Regions from separate parts of the Mus musculus genome. Here regions 1 and 3 are each linked to region 2. A link is a loop called in an ENCODE intact Hi-C map of the cell type or tissue named here. Cell type or tissue: heart. All regions are shown on one strand. Links, peaks and the distances in the headings refer to the core of each region. The heading gives the core; the rest is flanking DNA.

Region 1 (5,867 bases), core at 302-5,301, 180 kb after region 2:
CAAAATTACAGTTATAAAGTAGCAATGAAAATAATGTTATGGTTGGGGGGGGGGTGTCACCACAACATGAGGAACTGTATTAAAGGGTCACAGCATTAGGAAAATTGAGGATCACTGCTATACAGCTAAGATGAAGTCACTGCTATAACCCAGGAGAGAAAGTTAGCATAAACTCTCCTGAGGGTTGGCTAAGGTGGTTCTAGACAAAGATGCATGAGAAATACTGGTATCTTAGTCCACTTAGGGTGCTCCATCCAAATAGCACAAACTGGTGCCTTCATAATGACACAAATGTATTTTTCATAGTATCAGGAAGCTGAGAAATTCAAGATGAAGGCACCATCAGACTACGTGTTTGGTGAGGGCTCTATAGGTAAAAGCTCGCTGTGCCCTCCATGGCCAAAAGGGCAAGAGAGCCTCTTACAAAGACACTAATTTTTTTACAGAGTCCTCACAACTTACTCACTTCACAAAGGCCCTGTCTCATGGGTTTTGAAAGGACTCAGGCATTCCGATTCATAGCATCAGGGTTCTAAAGTAGTTTAAGGACCAAAAATGTCATTAAAGTGCGATGCACTGGGGAGCAGAGGATACTCTTGGTAAAGTGATTGTCACACAGCACGAGGACCGGAGTTTAATCCCTAGAAGCCATATAAAAGCCAAGCATGGCAGTACTCGCCCGTAACCCAAGTGCTGGGGAAGTTGAGAAGGTCGGATCCCTGGGACTAACTGGTGACTCAGTCAGTCTGAATCAGTGAGCTTCGGGTTCAGTCAGATAATTCGTCTCAAAAACTAGGTAGAGAGCGATTGAGGAAAACACCTACCATCAACTTCTGTACACATGTGCATACACAAATACATATACACCGATAGATAACGAAGGACGATACAATCACACACGCAGGCAGCTCTGTCTGTATTCCTTATAAAGGGGGTCCAAGAAAAGACTATCAGAGCCGGGTGTGGTGGCGCACGCCTTTAATCCCAGCACTCGGGAGGCAGAGGCAGGCGGATTTCTGAGTTCGAGGCCAGCCTGGTCTACAGAGTGAGTTCCAGGACAGCCAGGGCTATACAGAGAAACCTGTCTCGAAAAACCAAAAAAAAAAAAAAAAAAAAAAAAAAGAAAGACTTGAGGGGTTGCTTGTAGACTTGATAAAACAACAGACTTTAGGGTCTGAAAACAGCAGCTGCAAATGAGCAGCTGTTGGAACATACAGTCCTGTAACTGTAAAATGCAAGGTTGCTCATGAAACGTGCAAATTCTGAGGTTGAAATGTTGGTGACAAGAACCACTGTGTAGTAATGTCTGAAGACTTATTTCTCCTCCATGTAAGAGCTAAATGGGGCGAGATCCATCGGATAGCGGGGCCTGATATATTGGAATCTCCATGCAATTCAGCATGCCACTGTCAGAGGCCATTGGGTCTGACCGGAGTCACAAGTGTGGGGATCTGGGCTCGATAACCTTAATGGAGCCTGGAGCTCAACAGGAGAGAAGCTCTGAATAACTACACACTCAGATGATGCACACCAGATGAATGAATAGCGTTGAAAGCTGTGATTCTCCAAAGCTGCATCCCTTGTAGCGTGCCTGCCTTCCTATTTGGCTGACGTAGAGAACCACAGATACAGTGACTTAAAACAACATTAAAGCGTTACTTTGCCATGCTAGAGGCCGAGGTGGATCTTACAGGCTGAAGCCAGTGTTTCATTCCTTCTAGACTTCCTAGGGCATAAATCACCCTTTACCTTTCTTGCTTCTAAGCAGTGGTTCTCAACCTTCTTACCTAATGCTGCAACCCTTTAATTCAGTTCCTCATGTTGTGGTGACCCCAACCATGAAATTATTTTCATTGCTGCTTCCTAACTGTAATTATGCTACTGTTATGAATCCCTACTTCAACCTTTTTAACTCGAGCGTAGAACCAAGCCCACCTTTGCTACATACAGTGAAACACAACGATGCAAATGCAAGATGCATAGGTGGACATCTTGGAGTGGCTACTCTGCTGCAGCATTCCTGGAGATAGCCTTAGAAACTAGTCAGCTGGCCTGGGCTATGCCAATTTGTACATAGTTTCTGTTCAATCTTGTTGTGGGGGTAAAGGGCAGAGTGGGTATCCAATGGTTTATTGTGTAGATGCCATTTTACAGAGTAAACTGTCACATGGGTGGTCCCCATAATATCAGAGAATGAATTCGGGGCAGCTGTCAGACCTTGGGCAAGCATATTACAAACCTAAGTTCTAAATCCATCTAAGTGAACGGGAATGCATAGAACTGTCTTGGAGAGTTGGAATGAGGAGTAATGAAGATGCAAACGGTGAAATCTAAGACAATGCCTGGCTTTCAATAAATGTCTCTTTTGGAATGAGTCCTACATTCACCCCCTGTCTTCTCTGTGTGCTTTGCTGAGGTCACTGCTTCCCCAACTCTTTCTTAAACTGTCATTTGCTTGCCAACCATGTTACAAGCTCCACCAGTAGCTCTGGAGCCCAATGAGTCTGTATGTCAGTCTCTTAAGCTCTCCAAAGCTCAGTTTCCTCCTTTGTATGATCCAGGTAATAACCTGTACGCTAACAGGCTAAATTAAGACATATGGAAAGGGCTTACCGTAATGTCTGGCACAAAATTAGGGCCTGATAAACAGTAGTGTTATTCTCCCCAAAGGCCTGGCCTCCTTTCAGCTTCATTTCCCACATTCCTTTCTGCAACACAGGACAACTCACTTGTCTGTGGGCAAACCCTGAACCTGTGGGCATTGATTGTTAGCAATTCGCTGTCTCCAGTTTGCTCCATGTGCCCTATGCAATTCATTCTTATGTTCTGCTTCGCTTCCCAGGAGTCTGTCCAACCTTGACCAACCTTCTCAGTAGCAATAGCTTATGCAGGACCTTTCCTTAATTCTGGGCATGGGCGAGGTCCTTGAAGCAGGGTGTCTCCAAAGGAGTATGGAAAAGTACTTCCCCTCCTCGCAGGCCTCAATTTTCTTGTTTGGAACGGGTCCGTTGGACTGGCAGGTTAAAGCTCCAGCCAGGGTTGAGATTTTAAGCAGATAGAATTTCATTAAGTGGCAGGGACCTTCTAGGTCGCCTACTCCACTTCTGCAGAAGGAGAAACTGAGTACGGTTGGTGTTTTGTTTTTGTTTTTGTTTTTCTTCCAGAAAGAGCCGTGTTTTTCTTTGCCCTAGGGGTAAGACTTCCCTGGAAGGAGACAGTCTTATTTTCTTCATCTGGTCAAGCAGGAGGAACTCTTGGACTTCTAGGGGGTCCTGCGCGCCCGGAAACACGTGTGTGCTCACCTACGTGTACGCACGTGAGCGCACCTACAGCAGCAGGGGGCGCTCGGGCCGGCAGGGGGCAGCACAAGCCCGGCGCAGCCCCGGGGGAGGAGGGCGTGCTGCAGTGCCGGCGGCGGCGGCTGGAGGTGCAGCCCTCCCAGGTGGGAGGCGGGGGCTGCGGGCGCAGGAAAAGGCGCCCCGGGAGCGGGCGCTCGGCGGGGGCCTCCTCGGGCCGGGCGCGGCGCGAGTGGGAGCGAGCGCGCCGGGAGCACGCAGGCGCTTTGCTCCGGCTGGCCCTCGGCCGGCGCGCGGCGCGGGAGCAGCCCGCAGCCGGGTCCCCCCGCGGCGCTCTTCGCGGGGCAGCGGCCACGCAGCAGCCGGCACCGACCGACCGCCCCAAGCGCGCGGCAGCGACAGCGGCGACAGCAGCGGGACGGTCCCCCGGGCCGCCTGTGCGCGTTCTCTCCCGCGCGGCTACTCTCGGCGGGCGCTGGCCCGGCCGACGCGTCCCGCGGGCGGCCGGAGCGCGGCGGCGGCCTCGGCTGGGGCGGGAGCGAGCCCCGGGCCGCAGCCCGCGGGAGGCGGCGCGGCGCGGCGGGCACTGACGGCGGCGCCGGGCGCTCCCGGGCGGCGGCGCGGCGGCAGCGCAGGGGGCGGAGGCAGGGGGCGCCCCCGGCCAGGATGCTGCGGTTCCTGCGCCGGACCTTTGGCCGCCGCTCCATGCAGCGCTACGCGCGGGGCGCGGCGGGGCGCGGGGCCGCCGGGCTGGGGGACGAGCGCGACGGGGGGCCGCGAGGGGGCCCGGCTGCCGCCGCCAGCTCCTCGGTGCTGCCCGCCGCGCCCGGGGGCAGCGTATTCCCGGCCGGCGGCGGGCCCCTGCTCACCGGCGGCGCGGCTGTGCACATCTCCGCCTCGGGAGCTGCCAAGGCCACCCTTTACTGCCGTGTCTTCCTGCTCGACGGAACCGAAGTGAGCGTGGACCTGCCGGTGAGTGACGCGGCGCGTGCGGGGCACTAGCAGCCTGCTCTGCTTGGGTCAGAACCCCCTGTCCCAGTCTTTCTTTCTCTCTGGGAAGCTACCCGGGCTGTTTTTTGGGGACCCCTCCCCCATCTTCTGCCAATCTTCCCCAGCCATGAACCCTCCCAGACCACCAGCCCGGGTATGCTCTGGGGCCCAGTCTTTGGCACCTTGCAACCGCAGGGTTGCGGCGCCCTTCTTTGGCGACCACCTAGGATTTTTGTGCCTCACTCCTACCCCATGCTATCCCATGCACACGTCCCTACGTCCCCTCCCCTTGGCGCAGGTGGCTGGCATTCCCTGCCAATGTTGGCCTTCGGCTGCTGGATTGAGTAGAATTTTTCAAGCGACGCAGGGCTGTTCCGGGGTATCCCGCTTTGGGTATCAGGCCTTGGTGGAGAAGAAATCCTTGCCTGCTGCTCAGCAGGTGCCCCAAGTTTGGGAAGAGGCTTAGGGAACAGTTTTGCCGCTCTGCCTTCTCCCGATTCCCCGTGGATGGCCCCCATAGGGAGCCTATCCCAAAGTGCTCCCTGGCTCACAACCTCGCAGGGAGTGGAGCGACTTGGGAGCCAACTCAGGCCAGGTCCGCTTTGAACGGAGAGATAAGCCTTGGCGTGCTGGGAGTTGGCCCCGGTCCCCTCTGGACTGGCCTACCCACTCTCTCCCACACCCGGCAGTTTGCGTGGTTCGTTCAGGGCATCCCGGGGTGGCAGCACCAGGGCCTGCGTCCGGTTCACACACCCACAGGTGGTTGCACCCGGGCCCAGTTCCAGTGGCAAGCTAGGCCAGCGCCAGTGTCTCCGACAGGGAGTCCAGCCGCCAAAAGAGCCTTTTTGGCCGAAGGGGCCAGTCAGATCCTATCAAACGCTGCACTAACGGGCGCCCACTGCGCTGCGGCAGACGGTGCCTTCGGGAATCTTTGGGCATGACTGAAGACACCGCAGTAATTGAGCTTTAGATGAGTTACAGATTGTCCGGAGTGTTTAGGCCTCCGGACAGTCTGTAACTGGGTGGTAGGAATTCGTTGGATTTAAGGAGAGAACACTTAACCTGTAAGGGTTTCAGATGGGAAAAATCAGCCTCGCTAGCCTAGGCTCTAATGCTGCTTCCTGTGGGTTAATTTGGAGACAGCTTCAATTTATGGTAGTTTCATTTTTGTGGTTCCTGTGCTCTATAGGAGAGCATTTTGTCACAAAAATATCCTCGCGAGGCCTTTTCATAGAAAAGGTGCCAACATTCCCCAGCCCAAAGCTGTTGTCTTTTAAAAAGCATGCATGTCACCGCTCCCCAAGAATGAGGCTCGCCAGCTCTGATGCAGAGAGGCAGCCTGCGAGTCGGGGAGCAGAGGCTAGGTGAGTGGGCAGCTTGGGTTGAGAGAGGCTGTGGCGCAGTTTGCATCTGGCAGAGGAATGATACCCCCGGGAACTTTGTCGGTGCTCCCTGCCTGGTAGTTTTCGTGGCTGTTCCCCAGGGATAATTGGCTTATAAAATGTATTGCTACTGTCAGGTTTGTGCGACAGGCTTAAGTGGTGTTTCTGAGATGAAAAATTGCAAACGGAGTAAAGTGCC
Region 2 (5,867 bases), core at 512-5,511:
GTCTTTCCTCCAGGGAACTGTTTTCAGATTGTCATCTGAGAGATGAGGTGGGGAGAGAAGTGACAACTGGCCAAGGCAAGTGGAGAGTAAAAAACACTGCAGAAGGACCTGAGCAAGAAGAAGCACGAGGCTCAGGCAGGACCAAGAGTGGGTCAAGAACACAGAGGATCAGTGGTGTGAAAAGCACAGAGATCCCGAGCTTTCCAAAGCACTGGGTGCCTCATGCTCACGCGCCACAGGCGTAGGAGCCTCTCTAGGACAAGCCCCGTGGTGTCTGAAGAAAGGGCTGGGGTGGAATTGGAATTTAGGAAGATCACTTCTGATAGTGATGTGCAGAGATTAGGCCGGGGAGCCCAAGCCCAGACGTAAGGACATCAGGAAAAGGCCTTGTAAGAGTCTGAGCAAAAGATGGTGAAAGCCCGGCCAGGGATAGCCATGATGGGAAAGGAGGTAAGTGGAGGGATCAGGACAGATGTGGGAGGGGAAATGGGCAGGCTGGATGAGGCAAGTGAGTCACAGAAGTGAACAGAAGTCTGAGTGACTGACATAAGGCACACACACACTTATAGCCTACTCATGTGTCTGTGGGTTCATGAGGCTCCAACTCGCTCAGCTGGCCTTGGTACCTGACGAAAGGTCGTGGCGCACACCTTTAATCCCAGCACTCAGGAGGCAGAGGCAGGCAGATTTCTGAGTTCGAGGCCAGCCTGGTCTACAAAGTGAGTTCCAGGACAGCCAGGGCTATACAGAGAAACCCTGTCTCAAAAAAAAAAAAAAAGGTCAAAATCAAGTCAGCTTCCATCCAGGAATCCAGGCAGAAGGCATACCAGCCACCTGTAGCACCTGTGGGTTTGGAAACCCCAGCACGGTGCCGTGAGAGCCTGTTAGGAAATGTCGAATGGCCATTCCCTTGTTGAAATTAAGACCCAAAGAGGAGTTGAGTCTAAGAAAGAGACTCTCTGAGCAGAAATGGTGAGGGACTGTGGGTACTGCCTAACAATAATGTAGTCTAGAACAGGAAGCCAGACCAGTTCCAGGGAGGCACCCACAGAAGTAAAGAACACAGAAGAGAGAGAGAGAGAGAGAGAGAGAGAGAGAGAGAGAGAGAGAAAAGCCTCTCTGGGGAGGCAGGAGAAGATGCAGAGAACCTTCTCAAGCATGCTGAGTGTATTGCCGCTGAGAGGGTCCAGTAGAGGTATCAAAAAGGCATCTGGCTAGATGGTCCCCAGGGCTCAGTAATGATGGGGTGAGATCGTCTTGGTGAGTCACGATCGTGAGGTTGGTCAGGAGAAGGAATGAGATCACCCATGGAGATCTGTGTAGCCCTGGATATCCTGGAACTCACTCTGTAGACCAGGCTGGCCTCAAACTCAGAAATCTGCCTGCCTCTGCCTCCCAAGTGCTGGGATTAAAGGCGTGCGCTACCACGCCTGGCTAGGTTTTGGGGGGTTTTTGGAGGGGGGGTTGGTTTGTTTTTTTTGTTTTTTTGTTTTTTTGTTCTTTTTTTTTTTGAGACAGGGTTTCTCTGTGTAGACCTGGCTATCCTGGAACTCATTCTGTAGACCAGGCTGGCCTCGAACTCAGAAATCCGCCTGCCTCTGCCTCCCAAGTGCTAGGAATCATTTTTTTTTTAAGATAGCAAATGAGTGTTGGGGATTTAGCTCAGTGGTAGAGGGCTTGCCTAGTAAGCGCAAGGCCCTGGGTTCAGTCCTCAGCTCCGGAAAAAACAAAAAAAAAAAAAAAACAAAAAACAAAAACACAAGGTAACTAAAGATAGCAAATGTGGAAGAAATTATTTTTTAAAAGACAGCAAATGTAGAAAACACTTTCAAGGAAACCCAATAACCTGTCCCTACCCTTGTAACTATTCTTCAGGGATAGAGGATGGACCAGGAAATCAGGAAGATGACTTCTGCCACGGTACAGATCAGCCCAGATAGAATTGGAGGACACCAGGGAAAACACTAACCAAGCTACAGATAGAAGGCTAAGTCCCTCTCAAGAGCCACTCAAAGTACAGGTTTCTTGTCGAGTAACACGCAAACCGGAAGTGCACTGAGTGTAGCATCTTCTCAAAGCGAGCACACCTGTGTGAGCAGCTGCATCCTCCAAAGCCCTCCATCTGCCCCCTCTGTTCGCTGATGCCCTGAACCCCAAAAAGTTTGGAACTAGGGAGCTTCCTGTATCGGAAGCTTCCAACCCCTCACAGCTCCTCACCCCCAAGCCTTCTTTAGCTCACTAAGCTGCTTTGGTTCATCTGTTCTTCCGTCTGGTTGTCATCCTTTGAATGAACTTGTTTGGAGAGCTCATGTGCCCTACGCTGTACGCAGGGGGCAGGGAGAGAATGCAAAGGCAAGCGACACCAGACTTCGAGCTAAAAAGACAGGCATGCCCAAGGGCAGTTGGCAAACAGTCCGGTGACCGTAATGACGGAGTGGTGTGGAGTTTGGGTGGAGAGGGTGTGTGCTTGAACAGTCAGGCGGCAGCACTTAGGAAAATAATTGGAACTGTGTGGGCGAGATCAGCAGGACTTCCAAGTCGGATGCGATGGAAGAGCGAGAACTGGCTTTCTCTTTGTTACATTATGGACTTCTGTGGATGAACTTGGTCGCTCACAGCTGATTGTCAGCGGAAAAGCTGTAGCCCTTGCTTTCAAGAGACCCTAACAAATCAGATCAACAGTGCCTCAGCTGAACAGTAGAGGGCGCTGAAGACTTGTGCTTGACGCTAAAATTACGCACCCCCTCCAGCACGCTACCCCCCACCCACCCACCCCCCCACACACACAAATTTCATGAAAGTTCGCTGAAAATAGATAAGGATGTAGAGTGTACGGAGCATGGTCAGAGTCACACAACTCCTCAGGAGCAGAGGGAGCCTGGTCGCCCAAGTTCATTCAAGTCACTCAGTACTGCTCTCAACTTTCCCAAAATCTCAGTGCCTAAAATCCAGGTGCTTCACGCACCTTTTTGTTTTAATTTCCTTCTCTCCTTTTCTTTAAGAGATAGTGAAGGGACAATGAGCCATGGTGTAGAGGTGTATGTATAAATGTCTTGCAAATGGTGTATGATTGGCCTGTGCGTTCCTTTCCTTCCTGCCTCTGAATGAAGTCGGTGGCTCAAAACATGGGTGTCTTGGTTTGAGTGTAAGTTCTGCCTCTTCTTGGTGTGATCCTAGATCCATATTTCCAAGTCTTTGAAGCCCCTGACTGTAAAGCCTGCTGCTGTTCATGTCCATACCTCCGAGACTGTCTGTAAAACGGAGAGAACTGATGTAAACTTGTTCCAAACAGTCTCCAGCAAGGAGCAGGTAGGTGCTCCATCGAACTGTATCCCTGTCGGCTGTATCCGTCCTCCTGGTCCTTTGTACCAAGTCCCAGCTCTGTCATAAACGACACAGGTCCCTTCTCTGTCACCAGCCACGATCATTGCATTCTTCAAACAAGGGCCATAACCCCACTGCTATTCCTACTTCTACTACTACCAAAATTAATTACTTTAGTTCATTCGGCAAGATAGATAATTTTCTGCTGTCATACTATGCTTCAGGAACAGTGCTGGGTCCTAAAACGAGACTGATGAGTGGGTCAGAGTCTAAGAGTCTAGCAAGCAATGGTGCTGTAAAAGCTCATAGTTGTAACAAATTCTCAGAGACCATATTAGAAAAGGGCCTGGTGCTGTAGACAGGTAATATCAGCTACTCTAGAGGCTGAGACAGTGGGATCACAAGGTCCAGGGCAGCCTCGACGACTCAGTGAAACCTTATCTTAAAGGGGGTGGAGGGGTGGGGATGGAGAGTTGTTCAGTAGTAGAGTACTTACCTAATATGCTCGGAACTCTGGGTTCAATCTCCAGGTTTGTAAATAAGATTGGAAAAGGAAGCACTAGAAAGAACACAAGTGGGAGGGTCCCAGGACCACTGCTCTCCCCACTGTTTTCTTCCTAACAAGAGGAGGCAACATGTCATCATTTTTTGAGGGCTACAGAGTTTGTCAGGTTCACCCTCCCATGTCAGAAGTCATTCACAGGCTGGGGAATCCCAGTGGATCACCTAGGGCACATGTCAGACACAGCTCTTATCTCTACCTCAGGGCTCCCAGGCCCATGACGCCTCTTCATCCTCTCTCGGATGCCCTCCACTGAAAGCCAATGGGGCCTAGCTAGTTAGGCTGGTATATTCAGGGCTCCTTGAAAAGAAGCCAAAGTTATGACGACTGGAAGATGGTAGGGGGTTCCCTACCAAGACAGGTGGGCTAGAAGAGGGAGCACCTCACAACTCCAGACCCAGTTGTCCCCTTCTTGCCTACCACTTAAGGTGCAGGGCATGGTTCCCTTTCTCCCGGCATCCAGCCTCCCAAGAAGCTGTGGCTAGCTAGGTCCCTGCAGGCAGGTTCTGTGTCTGTGTTTTCTCTGACCCCAGTTCCTGGCGCAGAGCCTGGGAGAGAAGGCCTCACTCAGTCAATGTTTGCCAAATTGAATTGAACCGAGCTGCACGGAGGCCAGAATTATTGACCTTTCCAGGCAATGTTTTTGTTTTCCTGTCTTTGCAGGAAGCACGGGGCACACTCAAAAAGGTAATCAGAGAGTGTGTCGTGGAGAGATTACTGAGAGAGGGGGCTGAACAGGTTCAAGGAAATAAAGATGAGAAAGCATGTGGGCATCTGCAGGCATGGGAAGCAGTTACTGCTTCCCCAAACGTAAAGGCCCAGAGGAGATCTGGGGAAGAACACGGCAAGCTGCCAAAAGGCAGCCAGTGGGCGGGGTGAAGTTAAAAATCCACCCCACATTCTCCTTCTCCACTCTCCCGCATCCTGATGCTGTCTCTTGTTGGCTGGACCCAAATAGAAGCCAAAAAAGCCCAAGGTACAAGCCATAAAAAGCAGCTTCTTTAGGCTTAGAGAAAAGGGTTGAAAGTCAAGAACACAGGCAGATGGGGGAATGAGGAATGCCCGACACAAGTGAGTGGCTTTCCCCAAAACACTCTCTGCTCTGCATTGGCATCAGAACCGCTTCTCTTTTTCTTGTTGGTTGGTTGGTTTTAAGACAGGGTCTATCTATATAGCCCTGGTTCTCCTTGAATTAGCTCTGTAGCCTAAACTCACAATGATCTACCTGCCTCTCTCTGCCTCCCAAGTGCTAGGATTAAAGGCACACTCTGTCATCTTATTAACAGTCTATGGCCCTGTGGTGGTTGGTGTTGTCAACTTGATAGAATTTAGAAATCACTCAGGAGATGGGTCTCTAGACATGTATATGGGGGATTAACCTTTTTTTTTTTCTTTTTTTGGTTGTTTTTGAGACAGGATTTCTCTGTATAACCCTGGCTGTCCTGGAACTCACTCTGTAGACCAAGCTGGCCTTAAACTCAAAAATCCACCTGTCTCTGCTTCCCAAATGCTGGGATTCAAGGCATGTACCACCACTGCCCGAGTAGGGGATTATCTTAACTTGTATTAGTTAAGTGAGATAGGAAGACCCGCCCACTGTGGGTGGCACCATCCCCTGGCTGGAATCCTGGACTGTATAAGTAGAGAAATTAAGCTGAGCAGTAGCAGCAGGATCTCACTGCTCTCTCTTCATGATCATGAGTTTGATGTGGCAAGCTGCTTCAAGCTCCTGCGGCCTTGGCTTCTTTACTCTGATGCACTACAACCCGGAGCTATGGACCAAAAAATAAATCCTTATTTTTGTCAGGGTATTTTATCAAAGCAACAGAAAAAGAACTAAGACCTGCCCCTTCTGTTCATCTCTGACCCCTCTAAGAGCAGATCATTCATGTCCCACTTGCCTTGACATCCTAATGAATTCAGAGAACCTTCTAGCCACCATGGATGCATGGGTAGGTGAGAGGACAGATCAGCCAAATTA
Region 3 (5,867 bases), core at 537-5,536, 57 kb after region 2:
ATGTCTGTGTGTGTGTGTGTGTCTCTGTGTGTGTGTGTGTCTATGTCTGTGTGTCTGTGTGTGTGTGTGTGTGTGTGTGTGTGTGTGTGTGTAGTCCAGAAGACAACCTACAATATTATTTCCCAGAAACCATCAGTCTTTCACTGGCCTAGAGCTTCATGAGTTGGCCAGGCTGGCCAGAGGCCAATATTGGGTATCTTCATTATTCTTTATTTTATTTTTTTCAACATTCTACCTGTCTGTCTGTCTGTCTACCTATCTATTAGCTATCTACCTATCACCTATCTATCTAATCTATTTACTTATTTGAGACAGAGTCTCACTGTGTAGCCACAGCTGGTCTGAACTCTCTATGTCGACCAGGCTGGCTTCAGATTCACTGAGCTCTGCCTGCCCCTGCCTCCTGAGTTCAGGGAATGAAAATGTGCATCACAACTAAGATATATTTTTGTTTTCGTGTCTGTGTTAATAATGTACATGCAATCAACGGCCAGAAGAGGCCATTAGCGCACCCTTCCCCTCCCCCCTCCCCAGCTGGTGTTGTAAGTGTTGTGAGCTACTCAGCTTAGGTGCTGGGGATGGAACTTTAGTCTTCTGCAAGCTCTGGAATCATTCTACCATGGAGTCATCTCTCTAGCCCCCTGCCTTAGATTTTTGAGACATGATCTCACTGAACCTGGAGTTTCTATATTTAGCTAGATTGCTTGGCCAGCAAGTTCCAGGGTCGTGTCTTCCCCTGTACACACACAGGTTCTCACGCTTGCAAGGCAAGAAGTCAACCACCTTTCTCCTCAGTCCCTTAAAAAATCCAGAATGTCTGAAAACATGTCAATGTAGTTTGTCTTAACCCCACTTCTGTATCCCTCCTTTCAGCCTTGTAACTTGAAATTTATTAATGCTTTTGTTACTGTGGGAAGTGTTTAATTCTTAAAATCTCAGAAAGTTTTACTTTTTCTTTGCCTACTGTTAAAAAAAAATGGTTACTTCTATTTCTTTGGTTCATTTTAATTCTTGATGGTTTTGATCTAGAAACAAGATTTGGGCCAGTCGCTTCTGGATATGGCCTATGGCCACCTGGGTGTGACGGAGAAGGAATACTTCGGCTTGCAACATGGCGACGACCCAGTGGACTCTCCTGTGAGTGCTCGCATGTACGATGTGCTGCTTCCCTGCTTGGGTTGGTTTCATAGCTTATCTTTCTCACTCCACAGAGATGGCTTGAGGCAAGCAAACCCCTCAGGAAGCAGCTGAAAGGTGAGTATGCTCTTGCTTCACTTGGTCGCTGGGTGTACGGCAAACTGTCTTCTCCTTATGGGGGACTTAAGGTGGCGGTGGGGTCAGGGGGAGGTGTTTCAGGGCAACCTTGAGGGTGAGGGGAGAGGAGGCAGCTCGACAAGGGAGCGTTCGTTTATTTTTCTAAGGGAGCAGGTGGATGAAGGATAGATAGTCTTTCTTAGCCCAGTATAAGAAGCAGAGACCGAAAAGGGCTGGGGTGATGTCTTAGCTGGCTGTCCAAGCTTAAGGACCTGCACCAACACAAGAGGCTGGGAACTGTGGTGCATGCCCAGAATCCCAGCTCCGGAGACAGAGACAGGAATTCCTGCACTTGGCTGGCCAGGCTGACGAGTCGAAGGATGAGCCCCGGGTTCAGTAAGAGATCCTGTCTCAGAAAACGAAGATGGAAGGCAGTGGAAGACGACACCTGACTTCAGCCTGTGGCCTCCACGTACACATGCAGACTCCTGCACACATAAAGGGAGACCGACACACACCCTCATACAGCAGCACAGATGCTGTCTTATCCACCATGAATGGGCCCCTGTATTGCTCTCAGCTTCCAGTGAGACAGCTACTCCAGCCATGCCCACTCCCTCTGGCCATCCTTTCTCATTCTGGCTTTCCTCATGGCTCTCATTGGCCCCATACATATCTAGTGTTCCAGACTAACTTGATCAGTCTGCAGAACCACCCTTTAATCTCCTCTCTCTGTGGTAGGTGCATTTCTTTGTCCCTATGCCCATCTCCTATTCCTCAGGGCTCCTCAGATACCTCCTGCTATCTGAAGGAAAGCGCCAACTCTCTCCTTCCCTCTCATTTCTTTGTCCCTTCGTGGCTGGCTGAGCACTCTTGCTGTCTTCTCACAGTGAGGCGCTTGCACTGCCTCTCAGGACTGTTCTGTTCCACTCAGCCCCACACCCTTCACAATGCTTGACACACAGGACGTGGCCAGTTACATGAGGCAACTGTTTGTCATCCTCTCTCTGGCTTGTCCTTGCAGCAGACACATCCCCACTGCTCAGACCAAGGCAAAGCACTCTGCCAAGCCTGGGAACTGCATTCAAACCAGATTTGAACCCTGCTGTCATGATCAAGTGTAGAAGTAGAAAAGAGGAATTCTATGATAGTACTCTGCACACGCGTGCGTGTACACACACAGACACACACACACACAGACACACACACACATGCACGCTCTGAATCCACAGAAGAAATAAGAAAAACACAGAGACTATGCCTGAGACACCAAAGTAACAATAATGGAAGGGAGAGACTGAGGAGGTAAGACAAAGACGGAATGGAAAAACTTTCCTACAGAGTTAGCGCCACCCACTGGCAGCTAGGTGTGTATACAGAGGCACAGACTTACTGTTAAAGATTCTTTTGGTACCAGCCCAGAGCTGACAAAGGAAGGAACTAAGAGATTTGGGGTGTGTGGAGGAAGTGTGGAGCCACAGTGAACAAGGCAGGAGGCAAGATGAGCAGAAGGGTCAGCCAGCTGGGCAGCCCACAGAAGGACTTGGATTTCAGAGGGCCCGAAGAGTGCTACGTGAGCCAGCAGACAGGACCTTGGCATATTAACCAAGAAGTCAAAAGGTCTCCCCATGTCTTGGCGACATGTCTTGATCTTCTGTTGTCCTAACCCTAGCTGGTCTGATCTTGTATCAGACACACAGCCAGTTTTAGCCACACAAGGAAACTGGCACTTGGTGTTCATGCCTGAGTAACATCTGAGTGACTTGTGTAACACTCAGGATCCCCGTGACTATTTTAATACGCTCTGAACTGAAATTGTAAAAATGGCTTCCAGTTTTTTTTTTAAAGAAAATAATCAAGTCAGAAACTTCAGTGCTACCAGATGTTCTGGTCTTGTCACTGGCTACCTAATCCAGAGAGCCGTTTACATTTCTCCATCTGTAAAGTGGAACCACTCAGCCCGCAGGTACCCATAGCGGTGTTAAGGCTCTAGATGCTGCGTGGAAATGTTGGGAGAGTGTAAGTCGCTATGTAAATGTAAGCTTCAGACCTTCGGGAGTTTTATGTATAGAAGCTAATTTAAGACTTTTAATATAGATATCATTGTTTGAACAGGACCCTAAGGCAGACATACAGCCGGAAGTGGGTGGTACCACCGTTGAAGCTATATAAATACATTAGGTGTGCGTGGAGACCTCTGAACAGTTAAACACTCTGTATTGGGAGCCGGGGCTTTTCTAATGGAAACCTTGTGGTGGAGTGACAAGTACTTCCTTTATGGGAGAGTTAGCAGCTATGAACGTGGACTTTCTTGTTGTTTAAAGGGAAAACCTAATCTGTTTTTGAAAAATGTTGTAGGAGGTTTTCCCTGTACCCTGCATTTTCGAGTAAGATATTTTATACCTGATCCCAACACACTGCAGCAGGAGCAAACCAGGTAATCGCCTTTTCCTCTTGATGTTCTCTTATATACAAATATACAGATTAGTATATATAAATATATATATAAATTAGTAGCTGCCAAAAATGTACTCTTTGTTTCCTGGCTGTGGACAAGTAACTTGATTGGGTGTAACCTCCGACCATCGTGAAATCCAAGTAAAAATTGGATTGAAATTTTAATGGCAGGTTTGTTTACAGTCTGTGGCCTGCATCCTTCAGCCCCGGTCTGGTATAATGCATGTGGGCACCCTCTCTCTCTTCCCGCCTCTGGTAAGCATTGTGAAGACTGAGGTTGCTAAGACAGTTCTTGCAATGCAGGCCTGGAGTGGAGCAGTCAGCCACAGGGCTCGGAGAATGATTTCTGAGGGGCTGGAATGAAGTCCCTTGGGGATGACAAGGCTTAGCTGAAATCAGAAACTTCCACCAGGTCCCCGTTTGCAGGGGTGAGTGAGGAAGGAGAACGAGTTCTGGCTGGACCCCGCTTGTCTGCTGGGTGAATCAGCGGGTGTAGGAAGTTTGTGAGGCAGATCAGGGAAGGAAGGCTCCGATAGGAGCTGTTTACCCCGCAGGGCTTGCAGGCTGGGCTGACTCTAGTTGATCCTGGCAAGTGAGTTTTCTGAGTGGGGAAACTGGAATGTGCAGGATGGGAAGGGTACACTGTGAAAGCCATTGCCTCGGGGTGGGAGACCCAGCCAGCCGCTTCCCCTGCCTCAGGCGCAAGCCCTTAGTATCCCTTTGCTGTTCTTAAGGAGGGAAACTGTCTCCCTGAGATGAAGCAGAAGCTGTTCTGGGTTACTGAGTCCCATTTTATGGCAGAAAATCTCACCAAAGAGACACCATTTGCTCAGTCATAGAATGTTCTCTCAGTTTTCTCTCTCTTCTTTTTTAATGACAATTACACATCGTATTTTAGCTTTTGATATGTTTAAAGGCCAGTTGTTGGTTTATTGCTCTGTTTTTCCTGCTTCTGTATTGCTTTTCTCCACAGAGGCAGGCCTTGGGGTGGGACTGCGTTTATCACTTCGGTCTATGTGAAGTCTGTGTAAGGGAGGCCTAGGTGGCTCATTGGGAAGCCGCAGTGGAGTGCATGCTGCTTTGAATCATTTTGGAGCCTTCCCTCCATCCTTCATGTCCCATTCCACCCCCACCCCCCCATACACACTCACATACCACATTGTTCTGGACTAGGGGCAGTGTTGACACTCAACCCAGCATGTCATGTCATCAGTTAGTATACATAAAACTGATAACATCATCTGTCAGTCTGATGACTACTTCTCTGAGGTTTCCTCAAAACAGTATAAAGTAGAGTCTGGTCAAGGGATGCATTACAGTTACATGAAGGGCCAGACACAATGGTACACACCTCAAATCATTACTGTGTTACTGGGGAGGCAGAGGCAGGAGGGTCCCTTGAGCACAGGAGTTTGAGGCTAGCCTAAGCAATCTAGCAAGACCCTATCTCCAAAAAAACCAAAAAAAAAACCAAGATGAATACCTTTGAAGAATTATGTATGCATGTTGCAACCTCTCCTCTCTCTCTTTTAAGTGACCATTGTGACCAAGTGACCAAGTTGATTTTTACCTTAAGAAGTTCCAGTTCATGGATGGTCACTGTTGTCACAGTCCTTCCTATATCATCTCTGGGATGCTGAAGCCCCAGCTGTATGGCACCCTGTATGCACACTCAAGCTTTCAAGTAGAAAGGCTTGAGGGAGATGCTCCCAGAGCCAGACTCATCTCATGGTCCCTCTAGAGTTCTTCATGGCCATCCCCCTTAGGAAAGAAGCCGAGACCTTGTGGAGTGAGTCTACCTGCCTCCAGGGAGCATCCAGGGAGAAATGTGAGGTGGTTGCTCACATCAACATCCACAGTCGAGAACACACGTGCTTGCCTACTTGGGTTCAGCTTAGTTTCCTCACTTCTTAGGGAATGGGGCCGCCCATAATGGGCTGGGTCTTTGCATATCAATTAACTTAATTAAAGCTAACCCATGACATGCCCTCTGGCCAACCAGATATAGATAATACCCCTGTGGAGACTTTCTTCCTGGGTGATTCTAGCTTGTGTCTTATTGACAGTTAGCCATCATCACAGGATCTGGGTGGAGTATACTCTCAAAGGGGGTCAAACATTTCTAAAGTTAGAGTCGCTGTTAGAGTTTCTCCTAG

The links. A loop is a pair of places that touch in the nucleus more often than their neighbours do. Peaks named below come from ENCODE experiments on the same cell type or tissue, not always from the same donor. Only the 100,000 strongest peaks of a DNase experiment are listed, where the experiment ranks them.
Region 1: a loop joins it to region 2, with 2.2 times the contacts of the local background. A loop is called at or near these places in 2 of 42 quality-filtered maps.
Region 3: it touches region 2 in a loop (4-fold over the local background); 11 of 42 quality-filtered maps call a loop at or near these places.

The regions. Positions count from the first base shown.
Region 1 is chr4:57,141,249-57,147,115 of GRCm38, reverse strand. It overlaps Epb41l4b (erythrocyte membrane protein band 4.1 like 4b), which reads left to right and starts at 3,960. Exons shown (of 25, transcript NM_001355492.1): 1 at 3,960-4,268. The coding sequence starts at 3,963. It overlaps LOC108168956, which reads left to right and starts at 2,465. Exons shown (of 2, transcript XM_017320489.1): 1 at 2,465-2,510; 2 at 3,125-3,858. The coding sequence starts at 2,465. The coding sequence ends at 3,858. In heart, for the core only: a CTCF peak has its summit at 3,341 (motif pointing right); DNase peaks (open chromatin) are centred at 3,385, 4,305 and 4,885; H3K4me3 peaks cover 2,273 bases; H3K27ac peaks cover 1,559 bases; H3K27me3 peaks cover 3,394 bases.
Region 2 is chr4:57,317,586-57,323,452 of GRCm38, reverse strand. It overlaps a transcript of Ptpn3 not described here. Among named protein-coding and RNA genes, the nearest start is that of Ptpn3, 20 kb to the right of the region's middle. In heart, for the core only: a CTCF peak has its summit at 2,674 (motif pointing right); DNase peaks (open chromatin) are centred at 2,532, 4,382 and 4,722; H3K27me3 peaks cover 648 bases.
Region 3 is chr4:57,260,253-57,266,119 of GRCm38, reverse strand. Ptpn3 (protein tyrosine phosphatase, non-receptor type 3) reads left to right here. Exons shown (of 26, transcript NM_001384115.1): 3 at 1,030-1,137; 4 at 1,212-1,254; 5 at 3,613-3,691. Among named protein-coding and RNA genes, the nearest start is that of Gm12536, 37 kb to the left of the region's middle. In heart, for the core only: a CTCF peak has its summit at 2,613 (motif pointing left); no DNase peak of the experiment used is centred there; H3K27ac peaks cover 975 bases.